Regions from separate parts of the Homo sapiens genome. Here region 1 is linked to region 2. Evidence: chromatin loops called from intact Hi-C (ENCODE). Cell type or tissue: OCI-LY7. All regions are shown on one strand. Each heading gives the region's core, and the rest is flanking DNA. Links, peaks and the distances in the headings are about the cores only.

What was found. Hi-C counts contacts between places; a loop is a spot of excess contacts. Peaks named below come from ENCODE experiments on the same cell type or tissue, not always from the same donor. Only the 100,000 strongest peaks of a DNase experiment are listed, where the experiment ranks them.
Region 1: it touches region 2 in a loop (2.5-fold over the local background); 4 of 110 quality-filtered maps call a loop at or near these places.

What each region holds. Positions count from the first base shown.
Region 1 is chr7:150,373,658-150,381,975 of GRCh38, reverse strand. It overlaps REPIN1 (replication initiator 1), which reads right to left. Exons shown (of 3, transcript NM_001099695.2): 3 at 7,937-8,318. It overlaps ZNF775 (zinc finger protein 775), which reads right to left and starts at 2,646. Exons shown (of 3, transcript NM_173680.4): 1 at 2,584-2,646. ZNF775-AS1 (ZNF775 antisense RNA 1) reads left to right here. Exons shown (of 2, transcript NR_183445.1): 2 at 1,788-2,131. RefSeq lists enhancers at 1-134, 1,428-1,487, 3,498-3,657, 8,309-8,318 and a silencer at 2,278-3,087. In OCI-LY7, for the core only: CTCF peaks have their summits at 3,394 and 3,610; DNase peaks (open chromatin) are centred at 2,775, 3,695 and 4,586; H3K4me3 peaks cover 3,514 bases; H3K27ac peaks cover 2,400 bases.
Region 2 is chr7:150,970,783-150,979,100 of GRCh38, reverse strand. KCNH2 (potassium voltage-gated channel subfamily H member 2) reads left to right here and starts at 780. Exons shown (of 15, transcript NM_000238.4): 1 at 780-1,263; 2 at 4,160-4,390. The coding sequence starts at 1,188. It overlaps LOC124901776 (a long non-coding RNA gene), which reads right to left and starts at 3,783. Exons shown (of 3, transcript XR_007060592.1): 1 at 3,626-3,783; 2 at 2,390-2,565; 3 at 1,746-2,256. RefSeq lists silencers at 1-112, 3,886-4,035, 4,426-4,475, 4,576-4,645 and enhancers at 2,482-3,408, 6,547-7,060. In OCI-LY7, for the core only: a CTCF peak has its summit at 3,976 (motif pointing left); DNase peaks (open chromatin) are centred at 680, 4,310, 5,000, 7,680 and 3 weaker places; H3K4me3 peaks cover 5,131 bases; H3K27ac peaks cover 4,253 bases.

The DNA of each region.
Region 1 (8,318 bases), core at 136-8,135, 600 kb after region 2:
ACTCCCCTGTCCCACCCCCCATGACCCACCCTGCTCCTCTCCAACTTCCCGGATCCCACTCAGCACAAGGCCACCCCCACTGTGACCACTCTCCCAGCCCTGACCCTTCCCCTCTTCCTACTCCACCATCTTCAGACCTCAGTCTCCCAAACACCCCAGTCCTCAATCTGGGGAGGGAACAGAGGAGGGGAGCCAAGGGAAAGGGCGGGCCACTGTCCAACCCAAAGAACAGGCCATAGTGGAAAAAGCCGCTGAGAGGCCCCAGACAGGGACTGAGATTGGGTTTGCTTCTGGTTAGCCACATGATCCCAGGCAAACCACTTTCCTTCTCTGGGCCTCAGTTTCCCCACCTGAAAATGGAAATAACGCTTGCTCGTGGTACAGAATTGTTATATCAAGTGGGGCGGGGGCGGTGGGGGGTGGGGATGGCGGGACGCAAACAGTGTGAGAGGACTCTGAGAGACATTCCCAAGGTGCAAGACAAATTCGATTTAGGTCGTTGCTGTTGCCATCACCCGCTCCCCACTCAGGGTTATAAGAACTGTACCTCAGGGTATGAACAGCCAGCCTGGTTTCATGGCTTCAGTTTGCTCCCCTCGACATTCCCAGGAGACCTGATCTGCATGCAAGCAGGTCACTTGCCTTATCCACTATGCCTGCCCACCTCCCAGAGGTCCCCAATTCAACCCCAGCCATGATCCTGAGGTACCTCCTTCCAAGACTTCCTTCACCGGCCAGAGGTAAACACGCTTGCTGGAACTGTCCCACCCACACCTCCCCTGCGCCACACCCCTGGCCCCCTCCTCCTCACCCACCTCCCTTCAGAGGCGAGAGCTGCACTTACATTCCTCGGCCCCAATTCTAATATTCAGGAACCTGTCAGGGCCTGCATCTGAGCTGAAGGCCGAGGATAAACCCAGCTGCTAACAATCTCTGAAGAGGTGTCACATTTTAATTAATAAACACGTTTGCATCCCTTGCTGCATTCAAAGGACCTTGGGAAAGCAAAGTGAGATGGAGCAGGGACCCCTTCAGGCACCTGCTGTGCCCTCCAATCATGAAAATAAAGGAAAATCTTGAGTTCTTTCCAGGGAAATTCCAGGCACCTAGCTGGTCCTGAGAAGTAAATGTGCAACCTGATAAGAAGGTAATCGTAGCTAAAATAATAGCAAGGAAGTCAGACCACACGAAACGTGTGGTTGCCTAAAGAAACTAAAGGTAACATCTTAGCATATGTCCTTGAGTTGTTTTTCAGAAACCCAGACCCCCACCAAATGGACTTGCTGGCACGCACACCTCGGATAAGAGGGAACTGAGAACTCAACTCTGCTCATCTTTCCCCATTGCACCCCGACACGCCCCATCCTCTCGTGGCTCTTGAACTCACCGTGTCCTCGCACCCTGTGACCAACCTTGGAAGGCCCTTGCTCAGTTCTCCCCTTCCCAGCCCAGATTAGGGATCGCTTTGACCAGGAAGCCTTTTTGGACACACCAGGCACAGCCAGGAATCCCTTCTCTGTTTAACCTGTGCACCTAGGACCATCTACATGGAATCATCATTGTCATCAATTTGTTAGTCTGCACAAGACTACATGCATCTTAACACAGGGTCCTTCTCTCTCCCCTGCACCCAGTACAGGCTCCACACACAGTAATCCATTAATAAAAACTGTCATAAGGGAACACTTAAATAAAAGAAATTTCAGTACAAAACAGATTTGAAGCACGGAAGCATGAACCTTCAAGCTGAAAGGAGACAACTGCCATCTAATCTCTTCATTTTACAGATGAACATGGGAACAGTTAGCTGTGAAGCCTTGGGCTGTCGTCCGCCTCCAACCCCTGGGGCTCTGACCACACCCAGCCCCAGCTCAGATCATCTTGCTCAAAGGGCCGAAGGAGGACCCATCTCCACACCTTCCACATGTAGATATCCTCAACGTTCTTCACAGAGGGGATGCCCGCACCCCGCCCCACCGAGTTCGCGGCTGCTGTGCCCATCTTCCTAGAGAGGAGTTCTCCGCCACACCCGACACCACACACTTCCAACTTCTGCGGTGCTTCCCTCTCACTTATCTCCACCCCCAATCCTTATCCCCGCTCGTTTAATCACACATTTATTGGTCACCTACTATGTGTCTGTCACTCTGCAGCGAGCATTGGGGTTCCTGCCCCCAGAAACTGATCTATCAGGGAGGCGAACAGGGACGGGGAACTCGGAACAACGGGACAGCCCAGGAGAGACCGCCCGCGGGCGACCCCTCTACTCGCCACCGCGTCCTCCCTCCATTCTCACTAGCCTCCCTCCTAACCTCGCTGCCCTGGCCTGGCGCCCTCCCCACCCTCGGCCGCGCCCCTTTCCCCTCGGCTGTGTCGGGGCAGAGGGAACGCTTGAGACCCGGGGCTCGGGGGGCGCGCGGGGCTCGGGGCACCCCAGGCCCCCGCCCCATCCCTCCGCCCCAGCCCGGGCCGGGCGGAGGCAGCACGGGAGGAGCGGGGCCGGGCGCTGGTCCATCCCTCGCACCGCCCCTCCCCGCCCAAAATGCAGAGGGACTCGGAGGGAGGCGACGGGGAAATAAATACCTTTGACTTTGTGGCTAAGGTTAACGGGAACTGCCACCCCGAGGGCGACTTGGGCACCGGGCTCCCGGCCCTGGCCATTCCCGGGGCAGGCGGGGCGGGCACGGGTGCCTGATTGGCTGGCGGGCCTGGCCATCCCCGGGGCCGCCCAGCCACTCCATTGGCTGCGCCGCTCAGATGACCCGCCCGGCCCTATCGGAGCAGCCCGCGGGGCGGCTCCTTTGTTCTCTGGAGCCAATAGCCGAGGGGGGAGGGCTGACCTCGCCCCCGGCGGGCGCGCAAGGCCCGGGCGCCGTGAGCGCGCTAGCCGCCGGCCGCGGGGAGGAGACCTTGGGAGGTCGGGCCCCAGATGGCCGGCGGCGTCCTGGCACCCCTGCCAGGCCTGGACTCCGCGTGCGACCCCGTTGTAACGCCTGAACTCAGCGCACGTTCGCCGAGCGCCACAGCGCGCCGGACGCTGTTTCTCCCTGCTGGGGACCCATCAGGGCCCGGACAGAAACCCCGGCTGAGGCTGTGGCTGCCCTCAAGCCGCGATAGCCCCACCGTGGGGTGTGATAACTTTTAGGGTTCACTACGAGGGACCTTAGAAATCATTATACCCGACCCCTTCGTTTTCTGTTTCAGGGAGGTGGTCTCGCTCAGACCCCAGTGGCGCGATCATGGCTCAGTGCAACCTCGAACCCGTGGCTCAACCGAACCTCCCAACCTGCTAACTTTTTAAATATTTTGTAGAGATGGGGGTCTCGCCATGTTGCCCAGGCTGGTCTCGAACTCTTGAGCTTAAGTGACCCTGCGGCCTCGGCCTCCCAAAGTGCTGGGATTACAAACCCGCGCCCGGCCTAATCCCTTTGTTTTCTAGCTGAGGAACGGCTCTGAGGTTACGTTACTAGGTCGGGTTACTAGGTAGGGTTCCCGTGAGCGGAATCATCTCCGCCCAGTTGCCACCCCGGTCCAGACTGCCAGACCTTCAGGAAGGAGTATCTTCGCAACTCCCCACCCCATTGTAAGGAAATTCCTCACACTTCTCCCTCAAAGGGGGCGCAGCTGGGTCAACTCCCACTGGCAGGATGCTCTCCGGAGCTGCTAGAAGCTGCCTCTGGGGCATGAGGTAGATACAGACAGAAGCTGGGCCTCTGAGACTCTACAAACGGTTGCTGTTGGGCAGGCGGACCTTATTTTCTTCAGTCAACAGCTGATTAAACATTTGCCACAGGCCCGGCTGCGGTTTAGCCTCAGTAGCACAGCAGGAACTGGGGACTGAGATTCGATTTTGTCACTAACTTCATGTGTACTTTTTATAAAAGATACTTTTCTGTTTCTGGACTTTGACTTATTCGTCTATAAAATAGGGTTAATAATTTTCTAGTTGCCTGCATACCTTACTGAGTTTTTACCGTTAATTTGGTTATATTATCTATAGAAGGATTTGTAAAATACAAAATCATACACACCCTATAAAGAGGCCACACATCACTAGCTATCAACACTTTGGAGTCTCATTCTCCTGTTTATTTTTTTAAAGACGGGGTCTTGCTATGTTTCCCAGGTTAAAGTACAGTGGCTATTCACAGGCACAATCATAACGCACTTCAGCCTCAAACTCCTGGCCTCAAGGGATCCTCCCACCTGAACTACACCTGAGACTACTGGCATGCACCACCACACCTAGCTTATTTTCTAGAAGAGTACCTAGAAGAGGTTCTACGAAGGCTTGTGGAATACATTCCTGTTGCTGAGACCAGTATTCTAGTTCCAGATTTGCCACTGGCTACAAGTGTTGAGACAGAGCAGGAACCTCTCTTAGGGGTCTGCCACCAGCCCCCCATTCAATGCACGAAAATAAAGAAACATTTGAGTCCCTTCAAGGGAAATTCCAGGCACCTAGCTAGCCCTGCAACCAGCAATTAGGGAAGTGAATGAATGACCTGCTAAGCAAGAAAGTAGTAATAGTTTAAACAATAGTACCCAAATAAGAGTCACAAAACGTTAGCTTCCTTATAGAAACTGAAGATGACATCTTGACATATGTCCTTGAGTTGTTTTTCAGAAATTAGGACCCCCACCGGTGGGGGTCACTTCCACTCTCTGGGCCTGTTTCCTTCTTACAGAGCAGACTTCCTCCAGATTGGCATCCCATGACCAAGGGTATTTCAGAGGTGGAAAGAATGGAGAACCTCTGGGATCCTATTTCCACTAAGAAAAAAAATACCAGGGGGAGAGGCTGCATATGTGTTTGCAAATACACAGGAAAAAAGTGTTAGGAGAATACTCCTCAAACTTTTCTCAGTGTAAACAAAAAGGATTTTGAGAGTGGAATAGGGGAATGAAGGAGAACGTTCACATTATTATCTGAATTATTTATTTTTAAAGATAATTTAATGCTTTTGTAATTGTAGAAGAAAACAAAGAAAAACTGTGGATTCTTCAGAAGAGATGGGCAGCTCCTGCCAGCAGACCCCTACAACCCAGGCAGTCCTCCCCAGTGACTGCTGTGGTGATGAACCAGGCAGAGCAAGGGCTTGAGAACCACTGGGCCACCCACCAAGGGACTCAGGAAGGAACCAGGCACAATTTGACTCTGTTCCTGCTTTACCAGCCCCCTCAAGGCCACTTGTGTGACCTTTCCGTCCTTTGGACCTCTCTTTCCCATCCCCATAACAAGCAGTGGGCAGTGAAGCACTGACGACACCCACACCCCGCTTTCCCCATATCCCAGACTATTTCCTTTAAACGGGACTTTTCAAAAGGTTAGGACCCCTGGTCAGATCCCCTCTCACCCTCATCCTTGTCCCTAACGGCTCCAATACTAACCTAGGTGCCAACCCAAGGACCCGCCCCTGCTCCCTGCCCATCATTTCCAGACATCGACCTACTCTTTCCTGGCCATCTCCCCTTCCCTGGAAACCCTGTGTTCCCACAAAGAGAAAAAATGTGACTGGGGCTTTCTTGAGACCACGCCCTCTGCTCCCAGGCTTTGACAGATAATTTGCCATCAACTACACAGGTTTTTAAGTGGCTCCATAACCCCATAAACCAATATGAAGCTTTGAAGCTGTTCTTTCCATCCTACACACTTTAAGCCCCACCCACACAGTTGGCATTTAATACTTAACCAAAAACAGCAGCACGCAGCGTTCATCCACTAAGCACACAGCGGTTGTCAAGAGCACAGGTTTCAGGAGTCAGACAGACTTGAATTTGAATCTGCCTCTGGTGATTACCAGTTATATGACTGTGGGCAAATGTTTTCATGTATAAAAGAAGACTACCTCCCACACAAGGACACATGAGATAATTTAGGTAAACTTCACCAGGTGCCACTCACGTCAACAAATTGTGGTTATTCTTATGTGCTCTGTGCTAAATGCTGGAGATATATGCAGAAATTGCTAACACAGGCAAGAAAAGAACTATTAATGCCTGGTAAAAAGAGGTACTCAAATTTGTATGAAACCACCAATTCAGGGACGCATACAGAGTGACTGCTCACAGAAATCTGGAGTCCTACAGCAGGCCGGCCAGGGACACTGTAGGACAGAATCAAATCAGCCCCCTTTCCTGCCTAGCAACTAGCACCTGAAAAGTCTGACCTGACCTTGAGATGGAGCAGAGACCCTCTTTTTTAATTTTTTTTTATTTTTATTTTTTGAGACAGAGTTGTTGCCCAGGCTGGGGTGCCATGGCGCGATCTCGGCTCACTGCAACTTCTGCCTCCTGGGTTCAAGTGATTCTCCTGCCTCAGCCTGCCGAGTAGCTGGGATTACAGGCATGCACCACCATGCCCGGCTAATTTTGTATTTTTAGTAGAGACAGGGTTTCTCCATGTTGGTCAGGCTGGTCTCAAACTCCTAACCTCAGGTGATCCACCTGCCTCGGCCTCCCAAAGTGCTGGGATTACAGGCGTGAGCCACCACGCCCAGCCTCAGAGACTCCACTTAGGAGCCTGCTGGGTTCTGCCCATCACTTGAAAAGCATGAGAATAAACAAAAATGTGAGTCCCTCCCAGGGAAATTCCAGGCACCTAGCTAGCTCTACAACCATGAATTGGGGAAATGAATGAATAACCCGCTAAGCAAGAAAGTAATAATAGCTTAAACAATAGTCACTCAAGTAGTAGTCACAGAATGTTAGCTTCCTCATAGAAACTAAAGATAACATCTTTTTGTTTGTTTTGTTTTTTGGGTTGTTTGTTTGTTTTGAGACAAAGTCTTACTCTGTTGCCCAGGCTGGAATGCAGTGGCACGATCTCAGCTCATTGCAACCTCCGCCTCCCAGGTTCAAGCAATTCTCCTGCTTCAGCCTCCCTAGTAGCTGGGACTACAGGGGCCCGCCACCACACCCAGCTAATTTTGTATTTTTAGTAGAGATGGGGTTTCACCATGTTGGCCAGGCTGGTCTTGAACTCCTGACCTCAGGTGATCCACCCACCTCGGCCTCCCAAAGTGCCGGGATTACAGGCATGAGCCACCATGCCTGGCCTAAAGATAACATCTTGACATATATCCTTGAGTTGTTTTTCAGGAGCCAGGACCCCCACCAATGTCACCACGTGACAATGCCAGCACGTAGACCTCAGACAGACTGGAACCAGAAAATGGATAAGGAAGTTCCAGAAATTCCTCAGCCCCTAACTCCCTTTGAAACCTCCCCACCCCTGCCTTAAAAACCCTTGCTTAAAAGCCATCAGGGAGTTTGAGCCTTAGCTGCCCATTCTCCTCGCCTGGTGCTCTGCAATAAACGCCTTACTTTCTCTGGCTGCAAATCTCACTGTCGGTGTTAGGCTTTGCAAACACTGGGCAAGTGGACCCAGGCTGGGTTTGACAACAACCTCAAAGAAGGCTGAAACCCTGGTGTGTGGAGTGTGGAAGCTGAGTGCTGTCTTAGCTGCAGGGAACAGCCTCCCCTCCCAGAGGCTCCTTCATCTGTCCAACCTCTGAAGGACTACTGGAGGCACAGTCCAAGTATAACCAAAGTCCGTTTAACACCCAGCACCCCTCAAAAGAGCTCATAGTGCTTGCTGTAGTTTCATAAAGGCCCAGGTGGTGAGAAAGATTAGGTGTTGCTGGGCCCATCTAGGAGGGCAAGTGACCAAGAACATAAATCTTGGGACCAAGCTGAGAGCATTCCACCCACCACAGTTCTCTGGAGCTTCGGCCCACCACCCAGAGAATTAGCCCAACTGCCTGGGTATGCTCAGGGAAGAACTGAGGCAGGGGGCCAGAGCTCAGCAAGCTGGGCATGTGGCCTGTGGCCAGAGCCCCACCCACAGCCCCCCGTCCTTCTAGGGAGGAGAGCATGCTGCTCCTCCTGACATGTCGCAGCTCCCCCAGAAAAAGTAACACTCCCCAGCCACCAGTTCTAAAACCAAATCTTTATTCTCTAGTTTGAAAAGGAGGGGTAAATGGTTGTTCTGTTTAGTTCCAGAGAACAGAACAAGGCCCAATAGGTAGAAATTATAGGAAAGCAGAATTCATTCATTATAAGGAAGGATTTCTAACAATTAGAATTTCTAACAATTAGAATCATCCAGGGCCTCAGGAGGTGCGGAAGTTCCTGTCACCTAAGTGCTCAAGCAGAGGCCAGGTGTCCATATGCTAGAAATGGAGAAAAGGAAACTCACCAGCAACTTCCCCTCAGCTGGCCCTCCATCACCAATGCGGCAGTCCTTGCCGTGACATGCTGAGCTCTGGAAGGAGCGAAGGAGGGGCTGCGGTGTTCAGACAAGAGCCTGGACACAG
Region 2 (8,318 bases), core at 10-8,009:
GAACCTCGCGCTCAGGGACCTCTCTTTGATCCTGCAGCTAGGAGGCCGCAACTGCTGTCAGAATGTCCCTCTCTGTGCAGCTCCTATGCAGAGCCCCACAGAGGGCTCTCTCTCTCTCCGTGTGTGTGTGTGTATGTGTGTGTGTGTGTGTGTGTGTGTGTGTGTGTGTATGTGTGTGTGTGTGTGTGTGTGTGTGTGTGTGTGTGTGTTGGGGCAGGGGGCGTGCCCCTTCTAAGTTTAACCCTCCCTTATTTCAGAGCTCTGCTGCTCTGGGGCCTTCAGATTGTCTTGCTTTTCCTATTTCCAGGGTCTCCCTTGACTCCGGGCTCGTCTTCGAGGGTCCAGGCGTTGCCCCGGTCACCCACAGTAGGCACTGAGCGCGTGCTGTGTATACCAAGCCAGTGCTCGGCGTGGTGGGGAACCAGGGCATAAGGACCCGCCGTTTCCCTTCAAATCAGGTTTCTTAGTCGCTAATCTGGGGTGGGGGTGGAATCCCTTCCCCCATCCCGGCCGCCTACAAGCCGGCCATGGCACCTGTCCTCACGGTTTCCCCTGCCTAAGGGTCCCTTCCCCCTCTTCTGGGCGCGCGAGTCCCAGGGGCTCCTTGGCAGAGCGAGGGGCTGGCGTTGGGGGAGCACTCGGCGCGGCTCAGCCAATGGGAAGGTCGGGCGCGCGCGGTGGGGCGGGATGGGGGGGGGAGAGGGCGGTGCTGCGGGCGCGCGGCAGGCGGGAGGGGGCCGGGAGGCGGGGGCCGGAGCCGGAGGGGCGCGCGCCGCATTAACCCTTCCGCGGCCGGGCCGAGCCGCAGGCGCTGCCCGAGCCGCGGGCGCTGGAGCGGCTGTCGGCGCGGTGGCAGGCGGGAGCCAGGAGTCCGGGGCTCGGGCGGGCGGAGCGCAGCGCGGGGACGCGGCGGAGCGGGCCCCGCGGCTCGGCGGGGGCCGGCAGACAGGTGTGCCGGCGGCGGGCGGCTCGCGCTCAGGCGGCTCCAGGCCGGGCCCGGGGTCCGGAGCGGGGAGCCGGGAGCCGAGCGAGGACCCGGCGCCCGCAGTCCAGTCTTGGCCGCGCCCGTGCTCGGCTTGGCCGCGGGGTGCGGGGACCACGGCCCGGCCGGGCCACCCGAAGCCTAGTGCTGGGCCGGGCCGGGCCGGGGTGGGTGGGGGCCCGCCCGGCCCGCCCATGGGCTCAGGATGCCGGTGCGGAGGGGCCACGTCGCGCCGCAGAACACCTTCCTGGACACCATCATCCGCAAGTTTGAGGGCCAGAGTGAGTGGGGGAGGGGGCTGAGCGGGGAGGGGGCTCTGGGGGCGGGCCGAGCTCTTCCGAGTGTGGATGGGGGGGCGTGCCCGGGCCGTGTGCGTCGGCAAGTGCGAGTCAATGGGGCCTGGTGGGCCCCAGGCTTTGGCGAGGGGACGGCGGGGGCAAGGCTTGGTGCACCGGGGCCGTGGGCACCGGGCCAAAGGGTTTGGGGTTGGGGCTTGGGGCGGGAAACTCAGCTCAGGCTTTTGGGATCGGAGTGTGTGTGACACGCTGAGTGTGCAGGGAAGGGATGTGGGATGGAGTGTGCAGGTGTCCCCAACTCTGGGTGCGTGGACGTGGATGGGGCTGTGTGCAAGGGCATAAGAGTGTGTACGACCCAAACCCTGGGATCCCGAGAGTCCAGCGCGCACACTGGTCTTGCCAGATCTTGACTGTGTTGTGCCGGAGGGACTGAAAAGCCGTGGATGCAGGGTCAGCTCATAATCTCTTCTTGTGTGTGCCGTGTGTATATAACCCTGAGCCCATGTGTCACCCGTGAGTTAGACCCTGTATGGGCGGTGGGGAGGTGTCTTTGACAAGGCTGCGAGCTTGTGGGCTCTGTGGAGACAGGGTGTCCTGGGGCTAGAGCTGGGCTTTGAGGGTAAGCAGCTCCCTGTGGTACCCCCAAGTTGTGGGTTTTCTTGCCCTGGAGACTGTCACCTAATTCCCTTATGGGGACCGGGAGTACAGCACCCCTAATGCCTGCCTGGTAGGGAGGCTTCTAGAAGGGTCCCAGATTAGGCAAATGTCCTGGGGGTGGGCAGCATTCATGTGCCTGTCCCTAAGGCTGCATGAGCCACAGTGGGTGTGACTGCCAAGGGCCCTGGGAGTTGGGAGAGGATGACATTCCTTGTCCATGACCCTGTGAGCACAGGACAACGCGTGCTTGTAACGGTGGTTGGGGGAAGGAGGGGTCAGTCCGATGGTCAGTATTGTGTGAAGCGGAGGAACAAGATGATCCTGAGGGGGTGGAGACAATGACACTGGTTGAGGGCCTCCCTGAGAGGTGGGGGTGGGCCCAGGGGGAGGCTGTGGGCGGGCCTACGAGGAGGCTGGGATGGATGTGGGGGGGGGTGCTGGATTCTAGCCCTACCTTTGCCACTGACTGCCATGTGACCTTGAGTGACTCTTCCCTCTTTGGGTCTCAGGTTCCAGGTCTGTGGAGGAGGGGCAGGCTTTCTGTCCCATCCCTGTATTCCAGGATCTCAGTGAAGGGTGTGTGGTGGGGTGGGGCATGCCTTCGAAGAAACTTGCTCTTCTTTCCCCAGCCTGGGAGAGAGGACAAGGGGTGGTTTTTCTTCTATGAAGCTGGGGTGTGTGGCTGGGCCTCTGGACTGCCTTGGACTGTGGCAGAGCTGGAGGCCGAGTTAGGGGGTCTTTTCAGGTGACAGGAAACCCTGACTCCTGGAATTGATGGCTGCCTGGGAGGTCTGGGGGGCCTTGGGAACTGGCCAAAAGATGAACCAGTTCCAAAAGGCAACTTTCTGGGGGCCAGGGGAAGGGAGAATCGAGAAAGGTGGGAGGAGGCCAAGTCCTGATGGCCTGGGCCTATCTCAGGGTGCCCTGCTGCAGCCCAGCTTTGCACGTAGGATTGCCTAGGGCTGCAACCTGAGGGCTATGCTTGCTGGGGAGGGGAGGGGAAGGGAGGGGGAGAATTCCAACTGCTACTGAAAGCCCCAGCATTACAGGCCAAAGTGGCCGGAAACTTCTGTTTATAAAAAGCTCTTATCCCAGGAGCATCTTGCCTGGCACAAGTGAGGCTGCTGCCTGCCTGCTGCTCACTCGCCAGCCTGGCTCTCCGGGCAGGCCTGGAGTCAGGGAGCCAAGTCTGGCAGAAATGGAACCATGGGGGTGCTCATCCAGGATGAGGCCAAACTGAGGAAGGCCTCACATCCCTGGGCAGGTCCCCTTTCTTGGGTCTGTTTTCCTACAAGTGGGGCCAAAGTCTCAGGCCCCGCCCAGGCTCCAGGTGTGTCCAGGGTTTGGAGCTGCAGGTCCCTCTCTTTGCTTCCTATGACCTTGGGCTTCTGCCTGTGACCCTCAGCTTATTCTTCTGCCTCTGCCAGACCAAGGTTCAAAAGCTGGCTCTATCATTTACAAGCTGCAAGACTTGGGCATGGTGCCGAACTTCTCTGGAGCCTTGGTTTCTTCATCTATAAAAGGAGGATAATAACACCTACCTTATGGGGTTGTCAGAGGACCTAATGAGATGCAGCGTCCTTAGGTGTTCAACGTGTAACTTCCCTCATCCTCTCTGGCACACCCACCCCTCAGCTCCTGACTGCCCTTGGGGCGGGGGTGGTGTGCAGAAGTTCTAGGGGGTACTGACCTGGTAGGATCCTCAGATAATCGGGGAGTGATTTCCTAGGGAGCCTCAGGATAAGGAGTGGCTCAGGGAGCGCCCCCCAGTCTGGAGAGCAGGGAAATTAAAAGCAGAATCCAGAGAGCCGATGCAAAGGGAATCCTGGCCGCCATCTCTGGCCTTTCCCAGGCTCCCTTTCTAGGCCCAGTGTTTATCCCTCCGCCGCGGCTGCTGACACGCGTTGCTGACACCCGCCAGGCTGGCCTCAGCCTCGGGCATGGAGGAGGCGGCGGGCTGCTGGCGGCCTGCCCGGGGGAAGCCACGCAGCCCGCCCGCGGGCCAGGCGGAGGAGGGGGCGCGCCGCGCGGCCCGGCCGGCCAGGCACCTGTATCGGGGCACACGCACAGCTGCGTTCGCCCCCTGCTGGGACCCCAGTCCCAGCCATGCTTCCTGTGGCGGGGAGTCCCCGGGCGGCTGTGTGAGTGGAGAATGTGGGGAAGGGCTGGGAGTCCCGGAGGCTGGGGTCCCCGCTCACGCGCACTCTCCTCCCCGCCCCCCTAGGCCGTAAGTTCATCATCGCCAACGCTCGGGTGGAGAACTGCGCCGTCATCTACTGCAACGACGGCTTCTGCGAGCTGTGCGGCTACTCGCGGGCCGAGGTGATGCAGCGACCCTGCACCTGCGACTTCCTGCACGGGCCGCGCACGCAGCGCCGCGCTGCCGCGCAGATCGCGCAGGCACTGCTGGGCGCCGAGGAGCGCAAAGTGGAAATCGCCTTCTACCGGAAAGATGGTAGGAGCGGGCCGGGGCGGGGCCACGACCAGGGGCGGGGTCAAGAGGGGCGGGACCACGGCGAGGGGCAGGGTGCGTGGGGGTGTGGGGGTGTGGGGGCGGCTGGAGAACGCCCCGAGCCCGGGCAGGGTTCTGTGGGGGTGTGACGCGGGCGGGGGCCCTGCGGTGTGCCTGTGGGAGGCGCGGTTCCGGGGCCTGCGCCTCACTCTGCTGAGATGGTTTTCAGGAGGGCAAAGGAGTTGCTAGGCTGTGGGTCTGGCTCCTCTGGTCCTTTTTTTCCCTGGGCAGGTGTGGGCACGTAGAGCAAGTTGGACTAGAGTTAGACCGAGCTGGGATGGCAGGTACGTGCGTGGATGGAGGTTAAAGGTCAGATTGGCAGTTGTGCGCTGACATCCGGGCACAGGCCCCTATCTACCTTAGGGCAGTTGCTGCCAGGTGACAGGTCTGGGAGATGTCATGGAGGGACAGGAGGGCTGCAGGACTCTGGCTGTCTCTGCTGCCCCCCTCCTGCCCTGCGCTTCAGCAGCACCTGGGGGAGGTGCGTGCCTCTCCCCGCAACCTCAGTTCCCTTTGTCTCAGCTGTCGAGCGCCCCGCCCTGCCACCCTCTCCTGCGCCAGGTGTCTTTACTCAGCCACCGCCTCCCAGCACAGCTGCTCTGGGCTTCCGGAGAGCGGATAAACAGAGCCCGGGGTGGGGCTGCTCCCACACCGTGAATGCCCTGTTGGGGTGGGCTCTGGTCAGGGCGGGCAGAGCAGGAGGACTGGGGTCCTGTGGGCAGAATCCGGCTGCAGAGGCGGCTCTGGAACGCGTGCAAACCTTGCTGCTTCCTAGCGTGTGTCCCATAAGCATTGACTCAACCCTTGTGAGCCTGGCAGGCACTAGGCTCTTGGAGATGGGCAGGACAGATGAGGCTCCTGCCCTCAGGGAGCTTGTCTGCTGTAGACAGTGAGCACGCTCTGCTTTCTGTTTGGGACCAGGCCAGCCAGCCCCATGTGCCAGCCCTGTGTGCTCAGGGTTGGCTGGGGTGGCCCTGCAAAGCTTTGCATCCTCCAGGCTGTGCTTTTGCAGGCGTGCACAGTCTGTGGCATCACTGGACGGCACTAGAGGGGGCATGGTCCCTGCACCCTGTGGAAGAAGGTTCGCTCACAGCAAATCAGGGTTCTAACTGGCAGGAGGCAGGGGCTGTGAGACTAGACTCAAACCCTGAAGGCAGTGGATGGTTTCTAGGGGCTAGACACTGGGCCAAATGCTTTACTTCTCTTATCTCAGGCACTCTTCACAACCCAGGGAGGTAGACACTACTGTTGTCTTCATTTTGGGGGATGAAGAAACTGAAGTTCACACAGTCACACAGCTAGAAAATAGCAGTTGGGAACGGAGCCCACATCTGTCTGACCGGAGCCCTGTGCGCTCTGTTCTGTCTGTCATATATTGAAAATGACACCAGGTAGTTGCAGGTCTATCTGTATGCTGTACATTATCTCATGTGAAATTTTATTGTAAAAGTTTGCCAACCACAGGTGTACTGAAAAGAATATGAACCCATAAGTCCTGGGTTTGTGTCTAAGACAATGCTGGAAATTATACACTACTGGACAAGTTGGTTGACTTCCCTGGGCCTGTTTCTACTTCTGGGATAACGTGCCTTGCTTTGGACCTTCACAAGGGTGCTGAGCTTTCATAGAGAGTGCCTGCAACGGGCCGTGCTCTGTAAACACGGTGCCAGTCCCACTACGATGTAGCTGTGCTGGGGATTTGGCCTCTTGGCAGCAGCGGCTGAGGGCTCTTTCCTTTGGCTGTGGTATGTGTGGAGTGCTCTTAGGTGGAGCTGGCCCTCCCTCCCAGTCTAGGCTGGCCCCTTCTGGAGAGGATGGCTATGGGCCCCCTTCTGCAGAGGAGTTATTGTGGGATCACCTAATCCAACCCATTCGACTTGCAGGTGGAAGGACGGAGAAGCAGAGGTCTGATGACCAGTGAATCAGTGGAAGGAGTGGGATTAGAACCCAGATCCCCAGCCCAAGTTCAAACTTGTCCCCTCTCCAGGTTACAACTCCAAAAAATGGGGCTGTGACCCAGAAAACTCTGTGCCAGCAATCTCTGTCTGTCCCCTTCTTCACTCTCACCTAGTTTCCACGGGGCTCAGGTGTCTCCTGTTGGCCAACAGGCTGGCCTGGCACTCAGCCACCTAGGACCCCATGTATCCTGGCATTCTAGGCCTGGGGTGATGCAGACAGATTTCCTCAGCCTCCGCTTCTTCTGCCTTGAAACACTCAGTCCCTCCTGTGATCCCCGGGACCTGGCTTGGGCTGCGTGTGTGCGTGCCTGTGTGTGTACTCACACATGGGCCTGGTAGGGAGGCGGAGGTGAGGAATGCCTGCGCCACCCCTTGTTTCTGTCCAGGCCTTTCTCAGGGTCTCTGCCTGGGCCAGCCTCGGGTAGGGGGAGCTGGGCAGGAGGTGGAGCCTTCTGCTGGCAGGCGCCGCCGTGGACAGCTGTGCTGTGTTGGTGCCTCTAGCCTTGCTCTGCGCAGTGTCAGGGCCTGGAGCCAGACAGCCCCATTATTTAGTTGCTGGGACTGCTGGGAGGTGGGGAGGCTAGACTGGGGGAGTGTGGGCTGAAGGGAGAGACATGAGGTGCCTGGGGCTCACTGGCCCTGTGCCCCTTGAAGTCAGGCCCGGGATTCAGGTGGAATTGGGGGCAGAGTCCAGTGGTGTGAGGCTGGCTGGCGGTAACATCCCCGCAAGGCCCTGGGGAGGCACCCCGGGCAGCAGGTGCTGGCTGGGTCCACACCTGTGCTCCCACATCGCCATGGGGGCTGTGGCTCCTCCTCTGCCAGTCCTCACAGAGTCCCTTCTCTCTGTCCCCCTGCATCCTCTCTGCTCTTTGTTCCTGCCTCTGCTCCCTGCTTCCCTGCCACCGTGCTCAGCCAGCCTGACTGTGCCCACCTTCTCGGCTCCTCTCTCACTCCCCACATCTCCTTGCCTTTGTCTTCTGCCTGCCTGGCTTACTCTCTGTCCCTTGGTCTTTATCTCCTCTCTGGTGCCTCCTCCTGTCTTCTTCCCTCGCCTCAGCACCCCGGAACCTTGCTCCTTGCCTCTCTCCCTCTCTCCCATTGTCCCCCACCCCTCGGAGCCTCTATCTGGAAGGCTCTGTCTGGCTGCTCATACCTCTGACTGGCCTGGCCTGGCTCCATGTCCCTGTGTCCCCGGGAGCTTGTGCGTGGGTGGGGACGGTGGTGTCTCTGGAGAGGAGTCTATTAGCTTCTCCACTCCAGCTGCAGGCCAGTTGCCATGGTAACAGGGTCAGAGGGCCCCCCACTGCAACAGCTGATGCTGCGGCTGTTGGGAGGGGGTGGGGACCTGCTGTCCAGGCCTGCTCCCCAGTGCACTGTGCCCAGGGCCTCAGAGGTGGCCCCACGCCCAGTGGGCTTCGGTCTGTCCCCGGCCTTGGAACCCAGCCTCCCCAGTGCTCCTGCAGGCCTCAGACCTCAGACTGCCTTGAAATCCTTAGTACCTCCTGTGATCAGCCCCACTCCTCTGGGCCTCCTGCCCTTCTCCGTCCCCCAAGGCCGTCTGTCCTGTCTTCTTCCTTGCCTTCTTCATTTCTTCCTGTGCCCATTCCTTTAAATCAGACGCCCTGCTCTTGTCACCACCACGCCTCACCTTCTCCCTCATGGCTGACCCCTCCCCAGCTCAGACACCCACTTTCTGCTTCTTTTCAGCCCCCTGGGTCTGAGCTGAGGATGAAAGAAGCTTTTCCTTGAAGGGGAGCCTTGAGGCTGGGAAGGCAGGTGGGACAGGGATTGGTGTATAAGTGGGTTTTCTTGTCTTGAGATAGGAGGCAGACCAGAGCGATCCCAGAGGATGGGGCTTAGACACAGGAGAACTTTTCCTGTGGCACTGAAGCTATCAGGGGAGCGCCCTTCAT